Linked DNA regions of Mus musculus: region 1 is linked to region 2. Evidence: chromatin loops called from intact Hi-C (ENCODE). Cell type or tissue: left cerebral cortex. All regions are shown on one strand. Links, peaks and the distances in the headings refer to the core of each region. The heading gives the core; the rest is flanking DNA. Region 1 has its middle 26 kb from the start of C330024C12Rik. Region 2 has its middle 13 kb from the start of Gm51270.

Region 1 (8,338 bases), core at 98-8,097, 64 kb before region 2:
GCGGGGAGGGGGGATTCCATGGTTCAGTTGGAGGGAGATGAGAGGATTGTGCCGAACACCTGGTTCCTGCTGTTCCTGAGGGCTTGGTGGGTGCAAGACCAGACCCCGATGTCTGTCAGGGGCTCACGGAGCTTATCCAGGGCAGACCTTAGTCTGGAGTGTTTCACCAGTTGTAAACTCATTTCCCCAGAGAGGAGAGAACTAGGCTGGGTCTCCCAGCTCTGTAGCTCTCACAAAAGCTTGCTGTGTTTCTTCAGTCCCATCCCCACATCTGGTTGTAGTTACTGTGCTAAAAATGTATCCATCCTGCTTGCTGTGTTCACAGTTCAGAACATGGGGCAGTCCCAGTGGGGAAAGCCCTCATAAATACCATGCATTAAAAATAAATAAATAAATAAATAAATAAATAAATAAATAAATAAATCAGTGCTGGGCACTTACAGACTTCCCTAAAATGGAAGCCCAGGGCCCTCTCCTCAAGCTCTGCATGTCAAAGCTCACCTGTGAAGGTCCCACCAGGTGGGGACCCAGAACATGACAGGATCTTTTGGCTACCTAGGAAAGGCTCATTTCCAAAGCTGGAAGAACAGCAAGGCTAGGAGTCAGGACACCTGGTTCTGCCTGTTGATTTTCTGAGTGACCAATAGCCTGCCACTCAGGGTCTTTGGGGCCTTGCTTCTCCATCCCGGGCATAATCAGTTCAGTCTCCATGGCGGCTACGATTCCAGGAAGGAGGAAGAGTTATGTGTCCATGTGTTTATAGCTGTACGTGTTCTCAATGCCTACAACAGTGCCTGGCACGTAGGAGACACTTCACAAATGGGTTCACATAGATGACTGTTGTAGGGTTGTTCGGCTGTGTGCTTCATGCTTGACCACTGGGACAGGGGGCAGCCAGCATCATCTCTGAGGACCAGCATCCGTGGGCCTTTCTGCACTAACCCTGCCCTATGCAGAGCGAACGGTGCCCTTACTGCTGTGTACTGTCCCATCCTCAGCCCTAGTCTCTACTCGTTGTCACTCTGGGTCCTTTCTCCTAAATAATTATGGGTACAATGAAGGAAGGACTTTTAATCTTCAGTGTTTCCCAGAGTGTGAAGTTCAGTATACAGTAGGTGTTCAGTAAATGCCTCTCAAATAAGTGGCCAGAAGACTAGAGGACGTCCTCCTTCCCCATCTCTCCTCTCCACTTCCTTCCCCCTCCCCCAACCTCTCCTCTACCTTCTTTTTCATCCCCCAAATTCTCCTCTACCTCCTACCACACAGAGTAGCCTGGAACTCATTATTGTAGCCACTATTTTTGACCTCAAATTCGCAGCAATCCTCCTGCCTCAGTTTCCCAAGTGCTGTGATAGCAAGTGCTAGGCACAGACACTCATGCCTAGACACATACATTATCTTATATCTTAAGATGAACATTTAGAGGGTTATGCAAGACACAGGAATGAACACTCAGCCGACATCATAAAACCTAACCCTGGAGAAATGTGGTGTTTCTTACTAGAGGTTGACAAAGAACACTGGGCTCTGGGAAACATCTACACACACACACACACACACACACACACACACACATTAACAAACTGTAAGAGGATATTGGTTTCTTTTCTGCTTGCTGTGAACAAATATCTGACACAAAGCAACTCTGGGGAGAAGAGTTGCTTTATTTTGCCTCATGGGTAGAGAGGATACGGTCCCTTGTGGAGGGGAAAACATGGCAGCTGGCTCTGTAGTGACAAGCATGTGTAGAACTGAGACTTCTCCCATCTCTGTGGGGGATGCAGAGAGCTGACAGAGACTGGGGCTGGATCATAAAACCCCAAGACACATAAAACCCCGGTGACCCCCTTCCTCCAGCGGAGGCTTCATATCCTAAACAACCTCTCCAGACAGCGCCACCACCTGGTAACAACATGTTCTAATATAGGAGCCTATGAGGCCATTTCACATTCAAACCACAGAATGATCATACAGTGAACGATCAAGAACAGAGTGGGAGAGGAAGAGGGCGAGAGAAAGTCCTGAGAACCATCGTGTCACGTTTCACCAGGAAGCAAAGAGAAAGGGTGCTTAGCATTGCCTACTGCGGACTGTAGGCTGAGCTGTGGCCAGGCAATGAGCAGCTCTTGTGTCTGGGGCAGAACCAGTTCAAATGACCAGGCTACAGCAAGATGGCCAGAGATGGAAGCAAGTCATGAGCTCTCATACCGGGATGGGGTTTGTGGAGTAAGGTAGAAGTGCATGTGTCCAGGGAGATCTGGAACCCCTATGAGACTCTGGTCAGAAAGATGGCTGGGTGTGCAAGCAGGCCAAGCACTCAGGGTGATGCTGGTGGTAGGTGGTGCGCAGAACATGACCTTTCCCACTCCCGGGGAGCCACAGAGGCAGAGAAAGAAGTGGGGGAAGTCCTTCAGGAGAGAGGGCAATGAGGCCCAGGGCCAGACCTCTCTCAATTCTCAGCAGATACGTAGGACTCCTCAACTCTCCCTCCACCTTTTCTCTGCCAGGCCCCAGTTTTGTGTCACCCCACAGGGCTTTCATCCTTTGTCTACTCTCTGTTGTATTGTGTGCTTTTAAAGCGTCTAACACAGCTGGTCCTTGGTCTTTTTCTGGTCTGTCTTTCCCTAATGAAATCTTTAAGCTGAGGTATCACAGGCGCCTGGCATGTAGTAGGTGCTAAGTAAATGAACTAGTGGCCTGCTGCACAACATAAATCAAGAGTATCAAATGTTAACAGCATGTATATTGTTGCTGGGTAACAACAGAAGTCCCATCCCCCACAATATAGGTCCTGAAACTTCGGTCATATTGTTACTCTTAACCAATATATATATTTAGAATATATGTATATATTTATGTATATATATTCTAAACTTCAAATAGTCCAAGTAGAATACAATCCTAAATCTAGCCTGGTTAAGGGACACTCAGGCATGAGAGTCTCTCATGGGATCATAGCCAGCCACAGAGTGTGGGTAGAACAGGTTTCAATGGACGAAAGCTTTACTTAGCAATCTACGTGTCTTCCCAAATAACAGATTTAAATAAGTAAGGCAAACTGTGAAAATCTGTGGTTAAAAATGAATAGAGGGGTGGGAGTAAGGAGTCTAACAGATGGTCACCGTGCCTTTTCTGTGACAGGTAGGACAAACCAGGCACGCAGACACATCTCTAAAGGGCTTTTGGCAGCGGCAAGGCATGCTTAGCAGCATCCCACAGAATGAGTCCTGCACAAACAAGCTTCAGTTATCTCAACCAAGAGCAGCTCTGGACAGGTAGACATCAGGGTCTACCTGGACCTCACATGTGGCCACAAGTCATGCTCTACTAAAAATGAGAAAGGGGGCAAGATGGTTTATGCTCAGCTAAGAGCTGAAGGCCCCACCAAAAGTGAAGAGAGACCCCGAGTTGGCTGAGTTACATCCCTTCGGAATGGTATCCTCAAAACTCCTTGTCCACCTCACCTGCCACTCAGCTGTTTGGTAACTAAGACTGCACATTGCAGTGGCCTCTGCAAAGTCCTCTCTTGGCGGAGGAATTTTCTTCCCCCAGTCAGATGTATCCCCTTGGAAGCAGAGGCTAGCCCACATTCTCCAGCATGTGGTACAGAGTCTTCCCACACAAGAAGTACAGCTATACTCGATCTAATTTTCTAATATGCTCTTTTGTTTTGTTTGGTTTCATGGCAGCATCTTATTCTTATAGCCCTGGCTGGTCTGAAATTTAGTATGTAGACCAGGCTGGCCTCAAACTCACAGAGATCTGCCTGCCTCTGCCTCCTGAGTGCTGGAACTAAATGTGTATGCTCCAATATGCTCTTAGGTTTGGAGACAAGGTCACATGTCCTTAGAAATTTCCCCTCTTCATGGTCCCTGGTACTTGCATAGGCAAACATGGAAACTACAGAGGGTGGAAACCCCAGGAAGAGCTAAGCTACAGGGTTTCTACCAAACCTAGGTAGTGGGGGCAAAGGAAGCCAGTTGTGACCTCAAGGAAGAGGGTGTTATCAGTGGGTCTGCCCAGACATTTTTCTAACCCACTGGTCACAGGATTACAGAAATCCTTCCAGCCACATCATCATTAGCATCATCGACCCTCAAATCTAAGAACACAGAGACACAGGAAAGTCAGAGAGGTTTTTCCAAGGTCACAAAGTTAGGATTGGTGAGCCAGTGCTCAAACTCCACCAACTGCACTCCATACCTTTTACCTTACCCCCCCCCACCCACACCCACACACACTCAAATGGCAGTGATCACATGCAGTCCCCCTTGCCCTCTCCTGTCACACAGGGTCCCAGGTCCCTGTCCAGAGGCCACGGGATGAGCAGAGGCTCCAAGTCTTGACCGCAGTACCTTGGTGAAATCACTTCTGAACCCAGAGAGGTTCTCATCAATAATCTATAAAACAAAAGTCATCTCAGTGGGCATCTGGGCGATTGAATATGCTAATCTATGTAAAAGACTTAGAGCAAGGTCTGGCCCCAGAAGCTTTCAATAAACTCGCTCCGTTATTAATAGGATTGCTCCAACTGGAGCGTTCCAGGTCTCTCTGGCTGACCTCCTCTCCTCTACAGGAGGTTTGTGAATTGACTTCCAACACCTCCCTGTGTTTTTTCTCTCTCCATCTTCTTTGCCCGCCTTCTCTTCTCCTCCTCCTCCTCCTCCCAAGCCTGACGTGCCATTGAATCTGTTTAATTCACCCAAGGCTCAGAGCCCCAGATCCCTGAATGTGACAGATTGAGGGGGTGGGCTAAGAGTGGAGAATGGCAGAGTTGGTGTAAGAGGACTTAAATAGACTTGCACATGCTCCCCTTTCAAAGCAGCAGATTCTGCCCCACTGTGGGGCAGCTTTTGTTTTGCCTTTCCTTGAGTAAGTGGGTAGATGTTTTTCTCTGTTTCTTCTCAGCAGGGTGCCGTGTGTGTGTGTGTGTGTGTGTGTGTGTGTGTGTGTGTGCATGCATGCATGCTCCATGCATGCATGTGGCTTTGCATACATGTTCTGGTGTGATCTTAGAACCCCAGTGCCTGATAGGTGGCAAGCACTCGAAGGGCTAGCTAATGAAGGAAGCCTTTTAAAACCCCCGGTTCCTTCTCTGTGGCTCTGTTACCCATCCTTGCTTGCTTCTGGCATCCCTCTTCCACTGTGTAGGAACGAGGTTTCAGCACAAGGTTCCAACACAGTGAATGCTGGGGCCTGAGCATTGAGACGAAGCTGAGCACACCTCCAGAGATGGAAACGGTGTCCTGGAGATCAGCGGTTCTCAACCGGTGGGTTGAAAGACTTTCCCAAGGGTGGCATATCAGATATTTACATTACAGTTCATCACAGTAGCAAAATTACAGTTACGAAGTAGCAACAAAAATCATTTCATGATTGCGGGTCACCACAACATGAAGAACTGTATTAAGGGGTTGTGGCATTGGGAATGTTGAGAACTGCTACTGTAGGGTTTGAGTTAAGGGCTGATAAGAAACCCATTCCACTTTCTGAAGGCTGAAATCATAGAGGCTGAGCTCTCTTCACTTGGCCATGGTGCATCAGAGGACCCAGGCTCAGTTCTTATCCCACTGTTTACTGAGTAGATCTCACTCTGACCAAACCCTAGCTCCCTCTCGGATGGAGCAGAGCCACAGGTTACACCCCCAGTCAGTCTGACAGTGAGTGGGTGCCTCTTCAAGCTGAAAGCCAGGAGAATATGGGGCACAGGAACTGAGACTCTCCAGATATCAGAGAGAGAGAGAGACAGACAGACAGACAGACAGACAGACAGACAGACAGAGACACAGAGAGAGACAGAGAGAGAAGGAGGGACAGGAGGAAGAACGGAAGACTCTCTCAGACTCTGTCAGACCTGGTGGGACATGGTGGTGGGTGGAGGCTGGAAGGGGAGGCAGCCATTTACCGGCACAATCAACAAACAAGGGCTGAGAACACAAAGCCAGGCATTGTGCAAACTCTGAGGAAGTAAAAAGGAATTCTTATTTATAATTTACACCCCACCTACTTCCAAAGAGAATTTTAAAGGTGACTCACAGTGAAAACCACATATGAAGCAAGATCACTGAGTTAAAAATTGAAAAGCCAATCCGTGAGGAGAAAGAGAGGAAGTCTGTATTACTTAGTCACCACATGCCAAGGTCCTTCTGCCCAATGGCTCCGGTTTACAGAAGGGGGCGACAGGAGCCAGGAGGCGTGGCCAAAGCCAAGAGAAAGACAGGCCACTCAGGTCCCTAGGGGCTATCATATTTTAGAGAGCATGAAAACATTTCAAATTTTCCTTTAAAACTAGAATTTAACAGAACAATTAAGTTAAAGAAAATGGATTAATATCTAATATCAGTGGACTGGTCTTTACGCTAACAAAATCATATTTAATTTGGGGGTGGAAAAGAGGCTCACAAGAGTCAAATCTGAGATCCCCAAAGCATGTAGTGAAGCCTGGGGTACACACTCAGGCCCATAACCTGCGCTGGGACACTTGTCACTAGATCTTCAGCTGGAACATCACCACAATGAGTGGGGATTCACAGAGATATGCAGGGGACACAATCACTTTCTGTACGGTGTGACTGGAGCAGAAATGTGCTTTGGATTTCAGATTTACTCCTGTAGCTAATCTATCCTTAGCAGCTCTACTAGGTAGAGCAGGGGAAAGGAACCCTTGTTATCCAAGTTGGCAAACTTCTGACTTGCTTTAGTAATAGAAAATGGTCATTCGTAGGTGACTCGTGGGTACAGGTAAATCCCAGTCTTTTGAATTCCCCTTGTGCCCCACATTGGCAAATGATTCTGTTTTCCCAGAAGCATGGGGAGGCTGTCTGGGTTCTCCATGTATCCTGAATCCTTACTGTCTTCAACAAGTGAAGCCTGCTCCAGCACACCTATGGATTCACCTCAGATGTCACTGTCACCATCATACGTCTTTATTCTTCAACACGCCCTCACTTGCCTGGCTGTGCCCTGGCATACTAGAGAGCAGTGTGGTAGAGTTGACAATGGAAGTGGCAGGGAAGAGCGTAGGCCTGACTCCACCTAGTCTCTCCCCCTTCCCTATTCCCACAGACCACAATGATGGAAATGTCAAGTGTCCCCATCTCAAAATCTATTCAGTCAGGCTCACACTTTACATGTTAGATGGGATTCCTTTCTTCCCTTGACAATAGCTTGCTTTCCATCAGAGAAGCAAGCATTGCTTTCATGAACAAAACCCAGAAGAACAATATTTATAGGCTGTGGGAGCCTATCTAATAACCATCGTAGGATATCCTAGGAAATGTGACCCCACACAGACAGGTTCAGCAGGAGCATCCACTTATGCTGATTTCAAATTACAGAATAAATATAGTCCATGTCCTTATATGAGGAACACTATACAATACAAACACTGTCTTCAACACTCAACATACATTCTTCCAATAGCTGTTTGTCACATCAGCAACCAAGAAAAGCATTGGGCATTCTCTGCTGAAGGAAGGCAAGTGCTGGCGAGCCTAGTGGTGCCATAGCTGGTGTTCTGAAACCTAAACATAACTTGGACAGCCTTGCAAAAACAGAATAGCCCAGTGGGCACGACGTCTTTCAGGCAGGTTTAGATATAGAAGCAAAGCTACTGTTGGTCTCTCCGACCCTTAGGGAGTTCAAAGAGCATTGTATTAAAAAGGAGAGGGCAGAGCCAATCTCCCTGTTATTTCAGTTCTTAGGAAGATTAGTCATGGTCCAAAATGTGAACCAGAAATGATTTGAGAGTTTGGGAAGGAAATGACTCAACCAGTATAAAATGTTACAAAATAATCAATCAGTCAGACCTCACATTCTCCTACATTTAGGCACAGAAATGCAACTATCAAAAGACTAGATATAAACTACCATTCTTATCCTAGACTAGGAAAATCTATGTAGCTAAGAGCAGCTGCCTTAAACAGAAAGGTGATCATGAAGAAAATACAAGAGCTTTGCCTTGGGAAGGACTCCTGGGGTCATCTTGTCAGTTCCCTGCCTTTGTGATGGGGAACAAGACAAAGGTAATTACTCTCACCCAGCCCACCTCAATAAAGAAAGAAAATACATTTTAAGGGTTGGGAAAGTAAACTTTAAATATATATTTAGATACATTCTGTGGATAGAAAAATCTAAGTATGTACAAATATGATTAGCCCGAGTTTAACAAGATTGCTGGGTATAAAAGTGACATGCAAAAAAAGTTTCCATTGATATATGATCAATATACATATTATCAATGAGTACTGAGAAAAAGAAAAAATTTTAAGTAATCATTTATATTTGCAGCAAAAGTATGTATAGTGGTTTGAATATGCTTGACCCAGGAAGTGGCACT
Region 2 (8,338 bases), core at 138-8,137:
TCTCCATTTTCTCTTTGACTTCATCCCCAATGGATCACAAAGACCTTCTCTTCCAACCTTCTTCCCCCAACTCGTTCCAGTAACTCAGCCTCTGACACCAGCAGAGATTCCCTGCGAGCATACAGGCTGAGCAAGTCAGTAAAACAGTCAACACTCAGCCATCACACTCTCTGGAAATCCAGAGAGGAAACAGAAACCAAGGAAAGTATATCCAGTCAGCAAAGGCAAACACAGAAATCTGCACCTCGATTTATAATCCTCCCAAACCCAATGTCCAGCACAATCAATAGCAGCCAGGGCCCTAACGTCTCCACTAAAGCCCAGCTATCTTACTGCATCAGGCCCTGAATATTCCAACACAGCTGAAACACAAGAAAAAGACCTTAAAAACCAACTATGTGAAGATGATAGATGTCTTTAAAGAAGAAATGAATAAATCCCTTAAAGAAACCCAGGAAGACACAAACACTTGGAGGTAATGAATAAATACAGGAGATTAAAGAGAGAATTTAGGCATTGAAGATATGATAGAGGAAATGGATACATTGGTCAAAGAAAACGCTAAATCTAAAAAATTCCAGACCAAAACATCCAGGAAACCTGGGACAGTATGAAAAAAAAAAATCCTATGAATATTAGGAATAGAAAAGGGAGAAGAGTTCAAGTTCAAAGGCCCAAAAAAATTCAAGAAAATGTTCCTAACCAGAAAAAGTAGATGGCTGTAAAGGTGTGAGAAGCATACAGAATTCCAGTTAGATGGTACCAGAAAAGAAAGTTCCCTCACCACATGATAACCAAATCACTAAATACACAGAATAAAGAGAAACTATTAAACGATGCAGGGAAAAAAAGGACCAAGTAACATACAAAGGTAGATCTATAGACCTATTAGAATTATACCTGACTTCTTGATGAAGACTCTAAAAGCCAGAAGAAGGGCCTGCACAGATGTTCTAGAGACTCTAAGATACCACAGATGTCAGTCCAGACTTCTATACCCAGCAAAACTTTCAGTTGTCATAGATGGAGAAAATAAGATAGTCCAGGTTAAAGTCAAATTTAAACAATATCTATCTACGAATCTAGCCCTACAAAGGGTGCTAGAAGGAAAACTCTCCCTAAAGGAGATTAATGCCAGTCATGAAAATATAGGAAATCAATAATCTCATACCAATAAAATCAAAAGAAGGTAAACACACACACACACACACACACACACACACACACACACATCACCACCACCACCACCACCTCCAACAATAACAAAATTAAAGGAATCAACAATCATTGATCACTGATCACTCTCAACATCAATGGTCTCAATTCCTTAATAAAATGACACAGACCAAGCCACAGAAAGACTCAACAAAGAAAAAAAAATTGCAGGCCAATTGGCATTATAAACATGCAGTAATAAATACTTAACAAAATACTTGCAAACAGAATCCAAGAACTCATCAAAAAGATCATTCACCGTGATGAAGTAGGCTTCTTCCCAAAGATTCAGGGATGGTTCAATATATAAAAATCAATAAATGTAATTCACCATATAAACAAACTAAAAAAAAAAAAAACCCACATGATCCTCTCATTAGAGGCAGGAAGTCTTTGACAAACTCCAATACCTCTTCATGAGGAAAGTATTGCAGAGATTAGGGATACGTGGGACATACATCAACATAATTAAGGCAATTTACAACAAATCAAAGCCACCATCAAGTTAAACACAGAGAAACTCAAAGCAATTCCACTAAAATTAGGGACAAGACAAGGTTGTCCCTGCTCTCCATATCTATTCAATATAGAATTGAAGCCTTAGGTAGAGCACTAAGACAGTTGAAGGAGATCAGGGGACACAAATTGGAAAAGAAGAAGTCCAAAGTACTGTTATTTGCAGATGATTTGATAGTGTGTATAAGTAGCCCTAAAAATTCCACCAGGGAACTGTAGGAACAGCTGATATGCACCTCCAACAAAGTAGCAGAATACAATATTAACTAAAGTGGAAAAAATCAATACCCCTCTTATATACAAATGACAAACAGATTGAGAAAGAAATAAGGGAAATGACAGCTTTCACAATAGCCTCACATAATATAAACTATCCTGGGGGTGACTCTAAGAAAGCAAGGGAAAAACTTGTATAATAAAAATTTCAAGTCTTTGAAGAAGATACCAGAAAATGAAAGCTCTCTTATGCCCACGGATCTGTGGGATTAGCATACTGAAAATGGCCATCCTACCAAAAGCAATCTACAGATTTAATGCAATTCCCATCAAAATTCCAACACAATTCTTCATACACCTTGACAGGACAATTCTCAACTTCATATGACCCCCGCCCCGAAAAAAAAAACCCAGGATAGCTAAAACAATCCTGAATAATAAAAGAACTGCTGGAGGTCTCACCATTTTCAATTTCAAGTTGTACTATAGAGCTGCAGTAATAAAAACCGTATGGTATTTGCCTAAAAACAGATACATTGATCAATGGAATCTAACCAAAGACCCAGAGTTAAATCCATACACAAATGGAGACCTGATTTTTAAAAAAGAAGCCAGAAATATACACTAAAGAAAAAGACAGCATCTTTCTCGATATAAAAATGTAGAAGAATGCAAATAGATCCATATTTATTTATCACCCTGCACAAAACTCAAGTCCAAGTCTATCAGATACCATAAAACCAGATCCATCAAATCTGATATCTGATAGAAGAGAAAGTGGGGAATAGCCTTAAACACATCGGCCCGGGAGACAACTTCCTGAACAGAACAGCAATAGTGCAATAGATCAACAATTCATAACCGAGACCTCATGAAACTGAAAAGCGTCTCTAAGGCAAAGGACACTGCCATTTGGACAAAGCTGCATTCTATAAAATGGGAAGAGATTTTTACAAACTCCACATCCAATAGAAGACAAATATCCAAAATATATAAAGAACTCAAGAAACTAGATATCGAAAGCCAAATAATCCAAATTAAAAATGGAGTACAGATCTAAAATGAAAATCCTCAATATTTCCTCAAACGCAGGAAACTCAAATGGCTGAGAAACATTTCGAGAAATGTTCAACAACCTTGGCCATCAGGAAAATGCAAACCAAAACTCCTTTGAGATTCCATCTTACACCTGTCAGAATAGCTACGATCATTAACACAAGTATCAGCTCACGCTGGTGAAGACGGGAGAAAGGCGAACACTGCTCTATTGCTGGTGGGAGTGCGAACTCCTACAGTCGCTATGGAAACCAATATGACATTTCTTCAGAAGGTTGGGAATTGATCTACCTCAAGACCCAACACTATCACTCTATCTATACCCCAAAGATGCACTATCTTTCCACAAGGACGCTTGCTCAACCATGTCCTCTGCATACGTCTCTCAACCGAACAATGGATAAAGAAAATGTGTTTCATTTACATGAGGGAGTATTTATTACTCAGCTGTTAAAACTAAGACATCATGAAATTTTCAGGCAAATGGATGGGACTAGAAAAATCATCCTGACTGAGGTAACCAGACTGAGAAAGACAAAACACCGTATATGTTCGAATATAAGCGGATGTTAGCCATTAATTAAATGATAACCAAGCTACAATCCATAGACACAGAGGTTAGGTCAAGAACAGGGGGCTGGGGTGCATGTATCTCCCTGGGAGGGCAAAATAGAATAGATTTTACTGAAGACTGGGGACAGGTGGGGATAGGAGCAGGTGGAAGAAGAGCACGCAGGGAGCGATGTCTGGATTGGAAGGCATTGGTAGGGTGGAAACTTCCTGGAGTGTCTGAAGGTCATCCTAATTAGCACTCCTGGTAAAAGGTGTGTGTGGGGGGGGGATACAGAGTATCAACTTGCCGTCTCTTGTCACCAGGTGAGACTTCCAGTGGGACTGGGTTGCATTTGAGTCATTGGCCAAGGGGGTCCTATGGAAATTCCAAATAACCCAGGCTGTTGCTAAGCCCAACGGTTGCTTTCCACAAACTAAATGAACACAGAGAAACTGGACTGGCCTCCGTGGAGTCCTCACCTCACTCTGGTGTCTGTGATACCAGAAGATACACTGAAGGCCACCAGAAGGGAAATTTGGACACCAACTTAGCCACAAAACTTCTGACCTACAATCTGTCATGCCCGCCAAATACGCTAGGGCAATGGTGGCACAGAAGTCGTGGGAGTAACCAACCGGATTTGACTTAAGATCCACTCCGTGAGAAGGAACCCATACCTGACACAGCTTGAATGACCAAGAACCAGAGACTACAATACCCAGAGGCTTATATAAAACTAACCACTAGTGATTTATAAACATATACATATTTTAAAGTGTTAAAAATGGCTTTTAATGATATTCTGTTATACTCACAGATCAGTGTCTTGCCTAGTCATCATCAGAGAGGCTTTCTCGGGTTGCAGATGGGAATAGAAGCAGAAACCCACAGCCAGACATTACACACAGAGAGAGTCTAAATGGGATGTCTCTATCAAACACCTGCCCTCAGAGCTCAGGGGATCCAGTGAAGAAGGAGGCAGAAGGACTGTAAAAGCCGAGGGCATGAAGGTCAGGATGAAAGCACAGCCCTCTGAATCAACCGGGCAAGGCACATACAAGCTCACAGGGAACGAGACAGCAAGCACGGGGCCTGCATGGCTCTGCCGCAGGCCCTCTGAACACATGCTATAGCAGTTAGCTTGGTGTTTTATGGGATTCCTGACTGGGAACCAGTGGGTCTCTCTGACAGTCGCGCCTGCCCTTGGGACTCTTCTTCTCCTGTTGGGTTGCCATCTCCAACTCCAATATGATCATTTTTGCTTCATCTTATTATATTCTATTTTGTCCTGTTTGGTTATTGTCTCTTAGAAGCCTGTTATTTCCTAACAAGAGACAGAAAGGGAGTGGATCTGCAGGGGAGGTGGGGAGGAACTGGGAGGAGTAGGGGGGAAGTATAACTGGATATATTGTATGAGAAAATCTATTTTCAGTGTTTAAAAGATAAAAGAAAAAATAAGGAAAGAAGAAAAGGAGACGGAGGGAAGAAGGAAGGAAGGAAGGAAGGAAGGAAGGAGGGAGGGAGGGAGGGAGGGAGGGAGGGAGGGAGGGAGGGAAGGAAGGAAGGAAGGAAGGAAGGAAGGAAGGAAGGAAGGAAGGAAGGAAGGAAGGAAGGAAGTGGGGAGAGATTCTGACGAGTATTAGCGTTGACCTGTCCCTGAGGACAGGCACATGGGACAACCACCTCTGCTCTGTACCCTTGAACCATGAGCCACAATAGGTCCTTCCTCCCTCAGGCAGCTCTTCCCGGTGATGTGACCATCATTGTGATCATCAAACGCTAGATGATTTGTTCAAAGTCACACAGGTAGGAGGTAGCCAGAGGGAGGTTCTGTTGTCAGGTCCAAGGTCAGCCCTGATCCCCGTCTCTCAACCTCACCCCTTCCTTGGCTCAATCAGATCCCTGCACATCAAGCTCTTAATGTTGTGCTGTCCTGGGAACTCTATTCTCAAGGAGTACGTTTTCTTACTTACCTGTGTTTTTTTCCCCCACAGTATTTCACTGAGTTAGAAACCACCCAGGAGTAGTACCACACACCTTAATTCCAGCAGAGGAAGAGGATATCTGGGAGTTTGAGCCAGCCAGGTGTGTGTGTGTGTGTGTGTGTGTGTGTGTGTGTGTGCTGTCTGTGTATAATGTGTATATATGTATGCAAGTGTGGCATGTGTGTATGGTGTGTGTGTGTCTGTCAGTATGTGTGTGGTGTGTATGTGTAATATGTATCTAAATAGTGTGTTTGATGTGTGTATATTATGTGACTGTATATGTGTGTGGTGTGTGAGTGTGTGTGTGGTGTTGTGTGATGTGAGTGTACCTGTGTAAATGTATGTGTGTATGAGAGTGTCTGTAACTGTGTGTGTGGTATGTGTGTGTGTGTGTGTGTGTGTGTGAGTGTGTATGTATATGAGAGTGTGTCTGTGAGTGTGTATGCATGTGTGTGTGACTGGGTATGGAGGTGGGGGTGGGAGTAGAATGGAGAGCAGTGACTCCTCCACTATGTCCATGTTCATATATGTGCCAGAGTACACTTTTTTCTAGTATCTGTAATATGTTTAAAGCTTGGAGGAAATAGAATAGGATAAATGGACAGGTGACAGATGAGTGATGAACAGATGACAGATGAGTGACAGACAGGTGACAGATGAGTGATGATAGGTGACAGATGAGTGACAGACAGGTGACAGATGAGTGACAGACAGGTGACAGATGAGTGACAGACAGGTGACAGATGAGTGACGGACAGGTGGCAGATGAGTGATGGACAGGTGACAGTGACAAACAGGTGACAGATGAGTGACGGGCGGTGGTTAGATACCTGAACAAAGAATAAATGCATGCATTGATGGAGAATAAGCCAAGAAGCTCCTTTCCCCTGGTTAATAAAACTAAAGAGAATGAGTCCATAAATCCACGCTCGCTAAGTCCTTGATCCCATTCTTGCCCACGTGTTCCAAGAAATAATGCAAAGGAATAAAAGTCCCCTAGCCCCTAAAAAGTTGTCTCTCCATCAGCCTCCATCTCCCACAGAGCGCTGGGTCAGCTCTTGCCAGGGAACAGGTGGGCAAGGGCACTTTGTAAACTGTGAGGTCAAGCTACAGGCTGTTTGAAATTTGTGTGGTCTCTCCACTGAGATGAAAAGGAACAACAGATAAGCAAGGAGGACTCTGAAAGGCACTCCGAGAAATTAAAGTTAAAACAAAAATAATATAATGTTTTACTCAAGTTGGATTGCAGATATAATGCAGTGTTATTATTATTGATGCAGTACTATTATTATTAATACATAATTCTGTATTATTATTATTTATGCATAATGTAGTATTTATCTGAGTCCAAAAAGTCAAACAATACAAGCAAACATGTGACCTTAGTGTCTCACTGCAGTGCACACCGGCTGCCCACCCATGCTGTCTGGCTTGGCCAAGCAGAGCTCAGCTGTAGACAAGATGGTGAGAGCTGGAGGGAGTACCTGGAGGGAGTACCTGGTTCCAGAAGGCTTGGCTGCCCCCACTCCCAAGAAAAGGACCAGTGCTTTCTACATATTAACTCAGTCTTTACAACGCCCAATTGAGATAAATATACTGTCCACACATTACACATGAAGGCACAGCTGGTAACTGGGAGAGCCAGACTCAGCAACCTTCCTAACCTGGGCTAATCCAACCTCTGGCCTGTGCTGGGGCTACCTCACAATCTCCTGGACATCTGGCTTCGGGATGCTGAGATGAACGCCTCCTGGCAGCATCTACACAAGCACCCTGCTGTCTCCTCGGCGCTCTCTCCAGAGGACTGCAGCCGTGTCTTTGCTAACACTGGTCTATTGCTTGTTGGCAAGTAGGTTGGAACAGTGAATCTCGGCCTGTATCAGCGCCATCATGCCCAGGGAGGAGTTCTGGGCTCTGAGCCTGATAGAGGGTGGGGGTGGGGAGTTAGGGTTGCAGGCACAAGCACCTGTGATGATAGTCTTCCAAGGCTCAGTTTCCAAGAAGTGCCCTCATCTCCCTGTAGAGAAGGCCTGGGGACCTACATCCTACTGGACACTGAGCCTAGGAAGAAGAAGTTAGCTCTGTAACCTGGACAAGTAGTTTGCCTTCTCTGAGCCAGGCTTCCCCATCATGAGGAAGAATAGACATTTCATTTCCTGGTCTAACCATCACATACAGTTCGAGGGAGGTGAGGAGGCAGCCTGAGGAGGAGGAGGGAGGTGTCATCAGCCTGCCTCTCAGGCTCCTCCTCAGGTAGGCGTGCCCTTGGTCCTGATGGACCATGCTAACCAAAGGACCAGGATCTGGGGTCAGGTAAAGGGAGTGGCCTGAAATCCCACAGTATGCCCAACAGCTGTTTGGAATTCAGTCTCAAATGGCCATCCAGTTTCTGCCATAGATAAAATAGTGTTTGCCTGGACTTGGGCTCCCCACCATGGAGACACGAGGGAGCAGTAGGTATGGGACTCGGGGTCAGGTGACCCAAATAAAGATGACTACCGTGTACTGGACGGCTCCAGCTCGTTGACCCATGTGACTCTTGTGAGACTCTTGAGACTTGAACGAAAGCACTAGCTGCTGCTGTAGCCAGGACGCCATTCCACACTTATCCTTCTACGCTGCCCCTCCCCCACTCCAGGCTAGGCTAAACCAATGTGAACGAACCAAGGCCAGGCCTGGGAAAAGCCACTCACGGGGACTCGGGGCCCAGCTGGCTGAGTCACAGGCCTGGACGTCCACCTCACACCCTCTTTTACTCACTAACCAAGAATATGACCTAAATCCCGTGGGCAATGGC

The links. Peaks named below come from ENCODE experiments on the same cell type or tissue, not always from the same donor. Only the 100,000 strongest peaks of a DNase experiment are listed, where the experiment ranks them.
Region 1: a loop joins it to region 2, with 2.2 times the contacts of the local background. A loop is called at or near these places in 4 of 42 quality-filtered maps.

The regions. Positions count from the first base shown.
Region 1 is chr17:87,164,503-87,172,840 of GRCm38, forward strand. No RefSeq gene overlaps it. Among named protein-coding and RNA genes, the nearest start is that of C330024C12Rik, 26 kb to the right of the region's middle. In left cerebral cortex, for the core only: no CTCF peak of the experiment used is centred there; DNase peaks (open chromatin) are centred at 3,071, 4,769 and 5,953.
Region 2 is chr17:87,228,910-87,237,247 of GRCm38, forward strand. No RefSeq gene overlaps it. Among named protein-coding and RNA genes, the nearest start is that of Gm51270, 13 kb to the left of the region's middle. In left cerebral cortex, for the core only: no CTCF peak of the experiment used is centred there; no DNase peak of the experiment used is centred there.